Linked DNA regions of Homo sapiens: region 1 is linked to region 2. Evidence: chromatin loops called from intact Hi-C (ENCODE). Cell type or tissue: IMR-90. All regions are shown on one strand. Links, peaks and the distances in the headings refer to the core of each region. The heading gives the core; the rest is flanking DNA.

Region 1 (5,400 bases), core at 273-5,272, 520 kb before region 2:
TTTTTTTTTTTTGAGATGGAGTTTTGTTTTTGTTGCCCAGGCTAAAGCACAATGGCGTGATCTCGGCTCACTGCAACCTCTACCTCCCGGGTTCAAGCGATTCTCCTCAGCCTCCTGAGTAGCTGGGATTACAGGCATGTACCATCACGCCTGGCTAATTTTGTATTTTTAGTAGAGACAGGGTTTCTCCATTTTGGTCAGTCTGGTCTCAAACTCATGACCTCAGGTGATCTGCTCCCTCAGCCTCCCAAAGTGCTGGGATTATAGGCGTGAGCCACTGCGCCCGGCCTTGGATCACGTTGTTAAAAAATAAGCATTTTAGTGACCTGATTTGAAACAAGTAAATATTTTCTTTTCATCTCAAGCATACTATTAAGAACCTATTCCACAGTGATTTTTAAACTTAACTTTAGAGATCAAAGTTGTCTATAACTATCATCCAATTTACATTTTCAAGTGAAAATAATTTGGAAAATTCTGACTTGGAGTTAGAGATCAATAGTCCCCACTCCTTACAAAATGTTTATCATAAGTAAATCTTCCAAAGAATCAAGATAGAAGGTAATTTCAAATCTTTTTACTCAACATTAATATATAATCTTCATGCTATGAGTCATAAATTAAGACAGCTTATTATAGATGAATTTATGTAAATGTGTAGTGAAAGAGGGTCATGTTAATAATATTCCCAAACTATTATTATACGCCAAGCATAGCTTGTTATGGATTCATTCTATCATTTACTTCTGAGTGACAGTAGTTTATAGATTTCTTTAAAGAAAAATCAGTTGTAAATCCTTGAAAAAAAGTTAAAATTCAGAAAGTGCTATTCCTCATTGAGAAACTTCATATATGATGTTGCATTGAAGTGTCTTTAATATTATGTTTACTTAAAAGTTCTTTTTATAGGCTTCTAATCTCTAAAATAACAAAAATGACCAATATTATGACTTTCAGGGATTGAAATGCTAAATTTGAAGTCTTTGAATACACTGGAAATTTTAAAATTCTAAAACTCACAACAATATAAGAATTATGGTTTTATACTTGATATTGTTTTGGTTTAATATGACAATCCCTTGTTTTTGTGATTTAAGAATAGGTTTCTCATAACAAAGAAAGAAAGCTGAAAGTTGTTAACATTATTATAATATATTGTATTGAATTATGTTAGGTTAGGTTATGCTACAAATTCACATATTTGGCTCAAATTAGCTAAGACACCAAAAATTATCTAATAGAATACAAATATTCATTTTAAAATCAAGTTTACTAAGATGAAACTATTTATTTCATATGGCTAATTATTATTATTGTTCAATATTATCCTTAATGATTCTCACAAGTATTAATGGAGAGTTTCTTGCTAAATACTTTAATCTTTTATGTTAGTGTCAGGAACCTTTCTAAACTCCCTCTTGTGTGTTTTTGTTTTTTCTAAGCTTTATCGGGCATGATTCACAAAAAAACTTGCATATCTTTAAGGTATACAATGTGATGTTTTGATATACATATACATAGTAAAATGATTACTACAATCAAGCTAATTAACATATCCAACTTAAAACATAAATATGCATTGTTCATTTTTTAGTTTTTTCTTTTTCAGTACTTACAATTACTTTTCAAAAGGATTTTACATCATTATTAGATAAAAGAATAAGTTATAAATGAACATGTAAAGGAACACGGTTAGTTGTCAATAAGAAATTGTTACATCCTTATCACTTCTATAAATGAGTTATGTTGTTTCCAAAGCTGAACAATAACTTCAATAAATAAAAATATTTTTCGACAGCTAAACAGATTAATATTTTATAGCATTTTAGGAAGAGGTACCCTAGTTAGGAACACTATTTAATTGGTACTAATGAATATGTATCATTTGTGCTCCTATTGTTTTGACTTCTTGGCTGGGAAAAGCAAGCTATTATTTTGAGCAAGGTGAGATACGTATTTCTGTTAAGCCATTGCTTCATAGATTAACATTAGCAAGAAATCCTTGCAAAAGAAAGGCAATTGGAACACAGTTATTGAGACTTATTGCTCACTTTTCATTTACCCTTCTAAGGATCAACTTAACTAATCAATTTATCAACTAGCGACATATATTTAAACCTTTACTTAGAACTTTATTGTTCTTTCTGTTTTTGGTACACTTCAGAAATATAAAGAGAATGTTCATTGATAATTTCGTCTATTTTTAAAACCACATATAACACATATTTCAAAAGAACTTTACCTAAGGCAAAATTCTATTGTATGTTATTGAATATGAATGGTGAAAATATAAAATTTTCTAATGAAAACTGACTGGATTCAATGTTTCAGAGTGAAAATTTATCTTTCTTTTTTTAAATATATTATTAATATCAGAAATATCTTCCCTATGAGTGAACTCCATGCAAACAAAATATCTTCTGCGTTAGGTTTTGGAAGATAGCAGACTGAATACAGTTTTTGCCTAGCAAATGTTCTATGAATACTCTTTTTAATAGTTTGTCTATTGACATCAAAGAAATAAATCTTTTTTTAAAGTCTATTTAAAATTAACAATTATACAGCCAATCCTCATTCACAGATTTTATATTTTTGAATTTGCCTACTTACTAAAATGTATTTATAATCTTTAATCAATACTTGCAGGGCTTTGGCAGTCATTCAGGGACATGTGCAGAGGCCAGGATACACATGTCCCCAGCTAAGGTCACACAAGGCAAAGTTCTGCTTTCTTTTTTTAGCTCTCATACTATAAATAAGTGTCCCTTTTGCAATCTCTTTAGCATCACTGTTTTACATTTTTGTGGGTTTTGTGGGTGATTTTGGTATTTAAAATGTCTCTTGAGTGTAGTGCTGAAGTACTGTCTGGTGTTTCTAAGCACAAAACGGCTATGATGTGCCTTACAGAGGAAGTGTGTGTGTTGGATAAGCTTTGTTCAGGACTGAATTGTTGCACCTGAGTTCAATGTTAATGATAATATATATTAAATAAGATGTCTTCAAACAGAAACACATATAAAACAAGGTTATTAATTGATCGGTTGAGAAAAAATATCATGATCAGAAGCTCACAGAAATCTAGCCCTGTATTTTCTGTAAGCACCATGGTTCAGCATTGACAAATTCCATGTTCACAGCAATTTTATACAATGTAACTACTGCAAATAATGAGAATTAGCTGTATAACTAAGTAAATCAAATCCTGCTGAATAAATTAAACATCTGTTAATTTTTATATCTTTTTTTGTCGGTAAGGTATCTTCAACTTGATTATTATTCTTTATGCAAAAGGGTTAAAGTATGCTCTGAGCAATTGTAAAGAAATCTATTGGTATATGGTGATATGCTGTTTCAGAAATGCAAGTCAAATCATGTTTTCTCTCAGCTAAAAGGTGTTCTATGACCTTCCAAGGCTTAAAAGATGAAGCGCAGTTTCCTCATCATGGCATAAAAAGTTCAATCACAAGCCTAATACTTTCCTACCTCTCAAGCACTTGTCCTGATCATTCTCCCTTTTGCAGCTTCTGCACTGAAGTTCACATGCTATCCCCACTCCCTGTAAATGTTCTACTTGATCCTTGCCTAATTGTTGAACTTCTAAAACTCATCAAAATTCTCACTCCCAATGTTACTTTCTCTGTGACCATTTCTCTAAATTGCCAATGCAGAGATCATAACTTCCTTTTTTGTAATCCCATAGCATTTTGTAGTTTTCTTTTTTGTGCCTGTCTTTCTCATTGCATTGAGAGTTGCTGCACTTTGGTAGTTGCATGTTGGATGTATGGAATTACTCAGAGCACAATGTAATTGTTACATTTAAACCAATTTTCAAATTTAATCCTCATAAAACACCAGCAACAAAATCTATGCATTTCTATCAAGATTACAGCACCTTAGCATTCAACAGAATGGAGTAATCTTTTGAGGAGACATTAAGCAGGTGTTGGCCACTCCGTATGTAACCTACACTTTCTAAGAGTTCTATGGTGTCCTCATGGGGGATTATTCTCCCACCACTGTGCATGGGGCTTGGCAGGAGGGGCATTACCACTATGCCGCCTTTTACCACTGACATGCGTTTGAAATATAATTTGAAATTAATCTTATGCATCAAGGAAATTAGGACAAAATTTGGTAATTGCAGAAGCAACAGTGTCCATGTTAAGGCAGCGTTAGCAGGAGCAGTAGGAGCAGCCTCTGTTGTGCTAGCTAGAGGGATGGATAATGATGTTAGGCTCAGATGGCCAAGATAAATTCTGCAGTATTCAATATGCATGTAAACAATAACTGAGAAATTGGTACTTATAATGTGACTGTAGTCATTAGCATAATTTGATGGTTAAAAACCCTTGCGACCTAGGTAGTTTTGGCCATTTATTAATAATAAAAGCTAAGACTTTTTAAAAAATTGAAAGAGATAGATAAGAGACATATGGTCCTATCCATTCTTTGAAAATATAGGATTCTGAATAAGGCAGTGATACAGTTTGCCCAAAGTCACATAGTCATTGGCAAAGCTAGGCTAAAAGCCAGGCTTTTGAGGTTTAATTTGGTACTATATTTTATGATGCCATCATGCTTGCCAGATTACTTCTTACTCATTTTTATTTTTAGCATAATTTGAGAGTCTTTACTTTTTAACTTCTCTACTTAAAAAGAAGCCCTTATCATGTGTCATCACTTTTTAGAATAGATATTGAGTTTTGTAGATGTCATATATGAATATCATCATTAAAGATAATAAAATTCTTGTTTTAATATGTAAATAAGAATTGTAGAATGTAGAATCATATACAATGATATTGAAATTAGACTACAGTTCCAGCTATGATTTGAAAATTTCAATAATATTACCCTGCATACTGCCTTTATATGTTAACTCATTTTATGGATTTTTTACAAATATTTCTATTTTATGTACATTGGGAATTTTTAAAAGAAACATTTGGTTAGGTTATAACAGTCATATCAGATCAACTTGATGGGCAACAACTCTAAATAAAACCTAATTCATGATATTTATTTGAGGCCAAAATTTTTAAATAAGTTATGCAAGTTCAAAATTCATGAGGCAGTGAAATTTGCAGCCTTTTAAAAAAAATCCAGTCCAGATTTGGTGGCAACCATGTCTTCATCTCTATATATTTTCCAGTACTTTGGATCCATTAAAAGGATTCAGACAGGGCTTTGGTTTTTTTACTGCCATAACCACCATCAGAAAGGGAAATTAAAATTTCCCACAGTGGTGTCAATCTCTGCTTCTCAGTCCATTCTATTCCAGTCAGTCCATGCTCAAGTCCGTTCCAGACTTGGACTTAGAACAGCAGCACAGTTCGAGCAAGAAGCCACTACACAGCTTACCAAATTGCCTTCCTATGAAATATTTGTTTCCAGAGTTTG
Region 2 (5,400 bases), core at 283-5,282:
GAACACTTTTTGTGTTTTTACCTCTGTCGCACCAGGATTTTCAGAGCCATATTTTTAATTTTTTTAATGCCTTAACTGATAAACTATTTTTTCAAAAATATATTTGTTAATGATTTGTACTGACTTCATAGACATCACATAGTCATGCTTTATTAGAATTATAGTAGATAGGTATATCCCTAGCGGTGTAAGAGGCAATTGAGGAGGAAGGATAATAGTAGGATGGAATAGATGTTTATAAAACTGGTAAGAAGAGGGACAGAAAGGGAGAGAGCTGCATCTGATATCCATGGAAGGTGGTTTTCCCATAGGCAGTAAGTTGTCCTGATTTACTCTATGGCTGGTGAAGCAATTCTTAAGGAAATATTATCTACATTTTAGAACACTTATTGTCTAACTTATCAGGATTCATTCTTGAGCCTGGATTTAGTTTTAATAAAGATACTATTTCATGTTTATTATTAGTGCTATAAGAATATTATAGAGTAAATTATTCATTTTCCCTCTAAAGTAATGTCTATAATTTATGTAGTAATACCCACTTCTGGATATTAACTATATTACTAAAAGGTTAAAATTGTCTTCTTTTAGTCTATAAACCTATGGATTGATATTTCCTGAGACCTCCTATTTCTGTTTTTCTTAAATGAGATATATTTGAAAACAGGTCCCACAATGTGTGACACAGAGTAGGTGACTAATATATGTTAGAAATCATCTCCTTCTTTATATTTTCTACACTATAAAATTGTGCAGTAATTTAATTTAATCTCTGGGTGTTTCAATTACTTAAGAAGTTTTCCTAGAAAGTCTCTTAGTCAGTTAGTGCTGCTATAACAAAAACCTGAGATTGGGTAAGTTATAAAGAACAAAAATTTATTTCTCACAACTCTGGAGGCTAGGAGGTTGAAGATCAAGGGATTGGCAGGCTTAATGTCTGATAAGGATCCTGTCTTTGCTTCCAAGATGGCATCTTGAACTCTGTGTGCTCCAGGAGGGAAGAGTGCTGTGTCCTCACATGGCAGAAAGGACAGATGGGCAATAAAAGGTCTAGCTAGTTCCTCAAGACTTCGTATGGAGTCATAAATCCATGACCTAATCATTTCCTAAAGGTCTCACGTTTTAATACTGTTGCTCTGGAGATTACACTTCAAAAATCTTTGAGGGAGTACAGTATTTAAACCAAGCCTGTTAACCTGCAGCCTATGGGCCACATGTGGCCCAACACAAATTCTTGAACTTTCTTAAAACATTATGAGGTTTTTCGGCATTTTTTTTTAGCTCATCCACTATCATTTGTGTTAGTGTATTAGTCCATTTTCACACTGCTATAAAGAACTGCTTGAGACTGGGTAATTTATAAAGAAAGAGGTTTAATTGACTCACAGTTCTGTATGGATGGGGAGACCTCAGGAAACTTATAATCACAGCAGAAAGCGAAGGGGAAGCAAGCACCTTCTTCAGAAGGTGGCAGGAGAGAGAGAGAGCAAGGGGGAAACTGCCAAACCATCAGATCTCACAAGAACTCACTCACTATCATGAAAACAACATGGAGGAAACTGCCCCCCGTGATCCATCACCTCCCACCAGATCCCTCCCTCGACACATGAAGATTACAATTCGAGATAAGATTTGTGTCAGGACACAGAACCAAACCATATTAGTTAGCGTATTTTATGTGTTGCCCAAGTCAATTCTTCCAATGTGGCCCAGGGAGGCCAAAAGATTGGACACCCCTGATTTAAACCATAGCAGTCTCCTTTTCTTGTAACCATAACTAGACATGGACATGACTTCCATGGACTTTGCATGTAATAACACACACCAAATCTTATAAACGATGGAGAGTACTATTACCTTGTTAATACCATATGAATCCCTGAACTAGTAACGCTACCATCTTTTTTATCTTGATAATACTGTGTACTGAAAAACTTTAGTAACACATATACATTAAAATTAATTCTTAGAATACCTACCTGTATCCTAACTCTTTGGATTTAATTTTAGGTTAAGATATACTTAGTAAAATAAAGCCTTGACAATCCTTTTTAAAATGCTGATCTTCATCTGCCCAATACTTTTTTTCCCTGATAATTACCATTCCTTAATTCAGTACTACAGAGTATCTCAAAAGTAATGCTAAAAATGATGCTTTGGAGAGCTAAGGAGCAGAAATAATTCAGCTGTCACTCTTCTGTACAGTAGAAGGAAATGTCATGACTTCTAACTTCCAACATTAATAACATAGAGCTAGGAAAGCTCTAAAAAGAATGTATTGTCTGAAAAATAAAACTGACACGATGTCATGATTCACATATTTTCAATTTGGAAAACATGACTGTAGAAATTCATTGGGACTTTTAAAAGCTTGGAAGTTTACTGGAAGTAGGAACTATACTAAGGAGAACCATTTTTAAAGCAGGGCTTGAGTTGCCTATGTGGTGTATATACCCCTACAATGCATTTCAAGCCTAATAATTATTTCATGGTTTTATAAATTAAATGTTGTTATAACAATTATAAAGAAAGTTATTTTGACAGGCAACTATGTAGATCAGAATATAAAGGCAAAGGTAGTTATTTCTTTATCCCATTTTGACAGAGAGTAATAGGTATTTCTCCAAAGTACTTAACAATAGCAGAGAAAATGATGGTTAACAATAATTGTGAAACTGTTTTTCATATTCATAGCTATTGTAAAAATAAAACAAATATCCAGTGGGCTATTTGAAATTTAGTGAACTATCAAACACTTTTGTTGGTGAAATCACATATTAATCCAATTGCAAATCAAAGTTCCATCATATACATGAAGCTGCTTTATTTTTATTTCAGCTAATCAACAGTGAATCATAAGTTAACTGGTTTTTTTGTTTGTTTGTTATTTTACTTTATGCTGCTGTTGAATAAAGTCATAGCCTACTTTCTGAATGATCTCTAGCAAATTTACAAGATTATATGGCTTTTGACTGCAAACCTGTTTCTACTCTTCCATTTTGCTTTGTTGTTTTTTTTTTGCTTCATTTTGCTAATTTGTTTTATCTTTCTGTATTTTATGAGTAGTTATAAGCTACCTTAAATAAATTTTTGGAAGTAGTGGAAAATTTTTTAATCAGTGAAATTATTTTTTAAAATATTTTTATTTGAGGAAGGAACCCCTGGGAATTCAAGATCAATCATCAGCAAAATACCCTTTGTCTTAAACCTCTCTTCTGAACCTTATTGCTGCTTCTTACTCTGAATAAAAACCAATTCTTTCATAAGGACACTAAATCCCCAGTAGCCTCTGAAGTGGTATGTGTTTTCCTTCCACAACTATCCTGTAGCACCTGCTATAACAGGTGAATTAAATGTTCTCCTTTTCTCTTCCCTAAAATTTTCCAGCTTTGAATTTCACATTATCAAACTATGCCACCTTTCCTCTCTGTATTGAAATCATCTACAATCCCGAGTCATTCCTTCACTGTTTTAATTTTGTAACGCTTGGTTCATAGTTTGCCCCCAAATAACTCCATACTATGAAGCATATTATAATATACAGAATAGAATGTACATATTATAATATACAACAGCATATTCTAATGTATAGTATTCTATATAAATATAGAATCACACACTCTTCTGAGGTACTGATTTCCTTGTACAAAAATATTCTCAACCAAATAGACACAGCATTCCAAGTCCTTGGTCCATTCAGTGAAGATGTGCCATTCTGGGCTAGTAATAGAATTATCAGTGCACAGTCCTATTCATATGGAAGATCACAACCAAGAAGTTAAATGATTTGCTGTAAACTCTTTCTGTCTGTTGAACTGGAGATAAGTAAATTAAAGGCATTGAAATAATTTATGATATATTTATTGAATGCTGTGCCTTGACCTTCATAAACTGCATCATTTAACAAGACAAGTTTCAGACTTTAACCAATTTATAGTCACTGAACAAACATGCCTCAGACTTACCTCTTTTTTACCTCATAGTTGACCAACTGCATGACCTTATTAATGAGATCACCACACATCTACATAGTACAGTTACACTACTTAACAGATATATAATTATAGTACTGTATCAAAATTTACTTTATTAAATTTAGGAAAGAAGTTTCTAGAAGAATATATACAATATAATTAGCACCTAATAAAGTTTTAGTGTGATATTTCCTGCAAATTTTAATCTATAACATTTGATAAGTAGTGCCCTATTTATACACTCCTTTTGTCTTTTAATTTTAACTACAGTGTCATAAGCATACTTGCTAATGTAAGTATTCATTTTATGATCCCTATTAAATTTAAGATTTTCACTAATTAAATTCCTGGAGTTATAATGGGACATTAAAATTATTGGGAGAACTAGCAATGATAAATATATTTTCCTACTCGTTTGCATTTATATAATTTCAAATCAGTACATAAAAGCCAGAAACTAATTGATTATAGTTGTTTTCTATAATCTACCTGGATTATGTAGTATGGAGCAATTTAATTTTAGAGATACTCTTTGGCTTTTATCTATAAAATACTTTTAGTTCTCCCACTTGAATAAATGAGACAAGTCTATTAAATACTAACTTATTAAATCCTTAGCACTGTGCTAAACTCCATTGTCTCATTAACTCAAGAAATCCTCAGAAATATCACTACTGTTATTTTAAAGAGCAACAAGCTTGGGATACAAAGTAGATATAACAAAACAATTAGAAACAGCAGAGCCAAGATTCAAATCTTAATCTCCATAATTCCACAGATTCCCCTTAAATTCTACATCACTATGTAGAGTAAAGTTTGACCTTGTTATTCAGTAAGTAGTCAGTCCTTGAGGACAATAACAATTTACAAAAGTAAGCGCCTTAATGTCAGTGTTTACATGGGAATTTGTGTTTTACTCATGGCTTATATGATAAATTGGCAAATTTGCTATCCTGATAACAAATTGAACATTCAGTCAATGTGGGGAAGAACCAACCACAACCTGAACTTCTCCCAGAAAGTGTGTTTACAGCAGCAAGCCAAAAGCACTTTCTGTGGAGTGGCTAAGACTGTTGAGAGAAGAGAAAGTTACTTTTTCTCTCCCTGCATTTGCCCTAGGCTTTTGCCAGACCATCCACCCACTTTGCATTCTTTCCTGAAGGCTCCTGGCAGGATTTCTATAGGCGTAGATTGACAGATGGGGTTCTAGTAACTGAGGCCCCTCCAGCTCCAATGGGATGTCATCAAGGACTTTAAAAAGGCCTTTCCCCAAACTACCTGCTTTATAAAATGCTATCTATCTTCAAATAAAGAGTTAATCATGATTAAGTGGCAGTAACTCTGAGAGTCTCTAGGAAAATCCCATTCTAGAATTTATTGGGCTTTATGGAGTGATGCTTCCTGGGTTTGTGCAGATGTTTCCACC

What was found. Peaks named below come from ENCODE experiments on the same cell type or tissue, not always from the same donor. Only the 100,000 strongest peaks of a DNase experiment are listed, where the experiment ranks them.
Region 1: a loop joins it to region 2, with 3.0 times the contacts of the local background. A loop is called at or near these places in 4 of 110 quality-filtered maps.

The regions. Positions count from the first base shown.
Region 1 is chr2:187,980,087-187,985,486 of GRCh38, forward strand. No RefSeq gene overlaps it. Among named protein-coding and RNA genes, the nearest start is that of LINC01090, 300 kb to the right of the region's middle. In IMR-90, for the core only: no CTCF peak of the experiment used is centred there; a DNase peak (open chromatin) is centred at 2,815.
Region 2 is chr2:188,501,942-188,507,341 of GRCh38, forward strand. All of the region lies in intron 4 of GULP1 (GULP PTB domain containing engulfment adaptor 1), which reads left to right. Among named protein-coding and RNA genes, the nearest start is that of MIR561, 210 kb to the left of the region's middle. In IMR-90, for the core only: no CTCF peak of the experiment used is centred there; no DNase peak of the experiment used is centred there.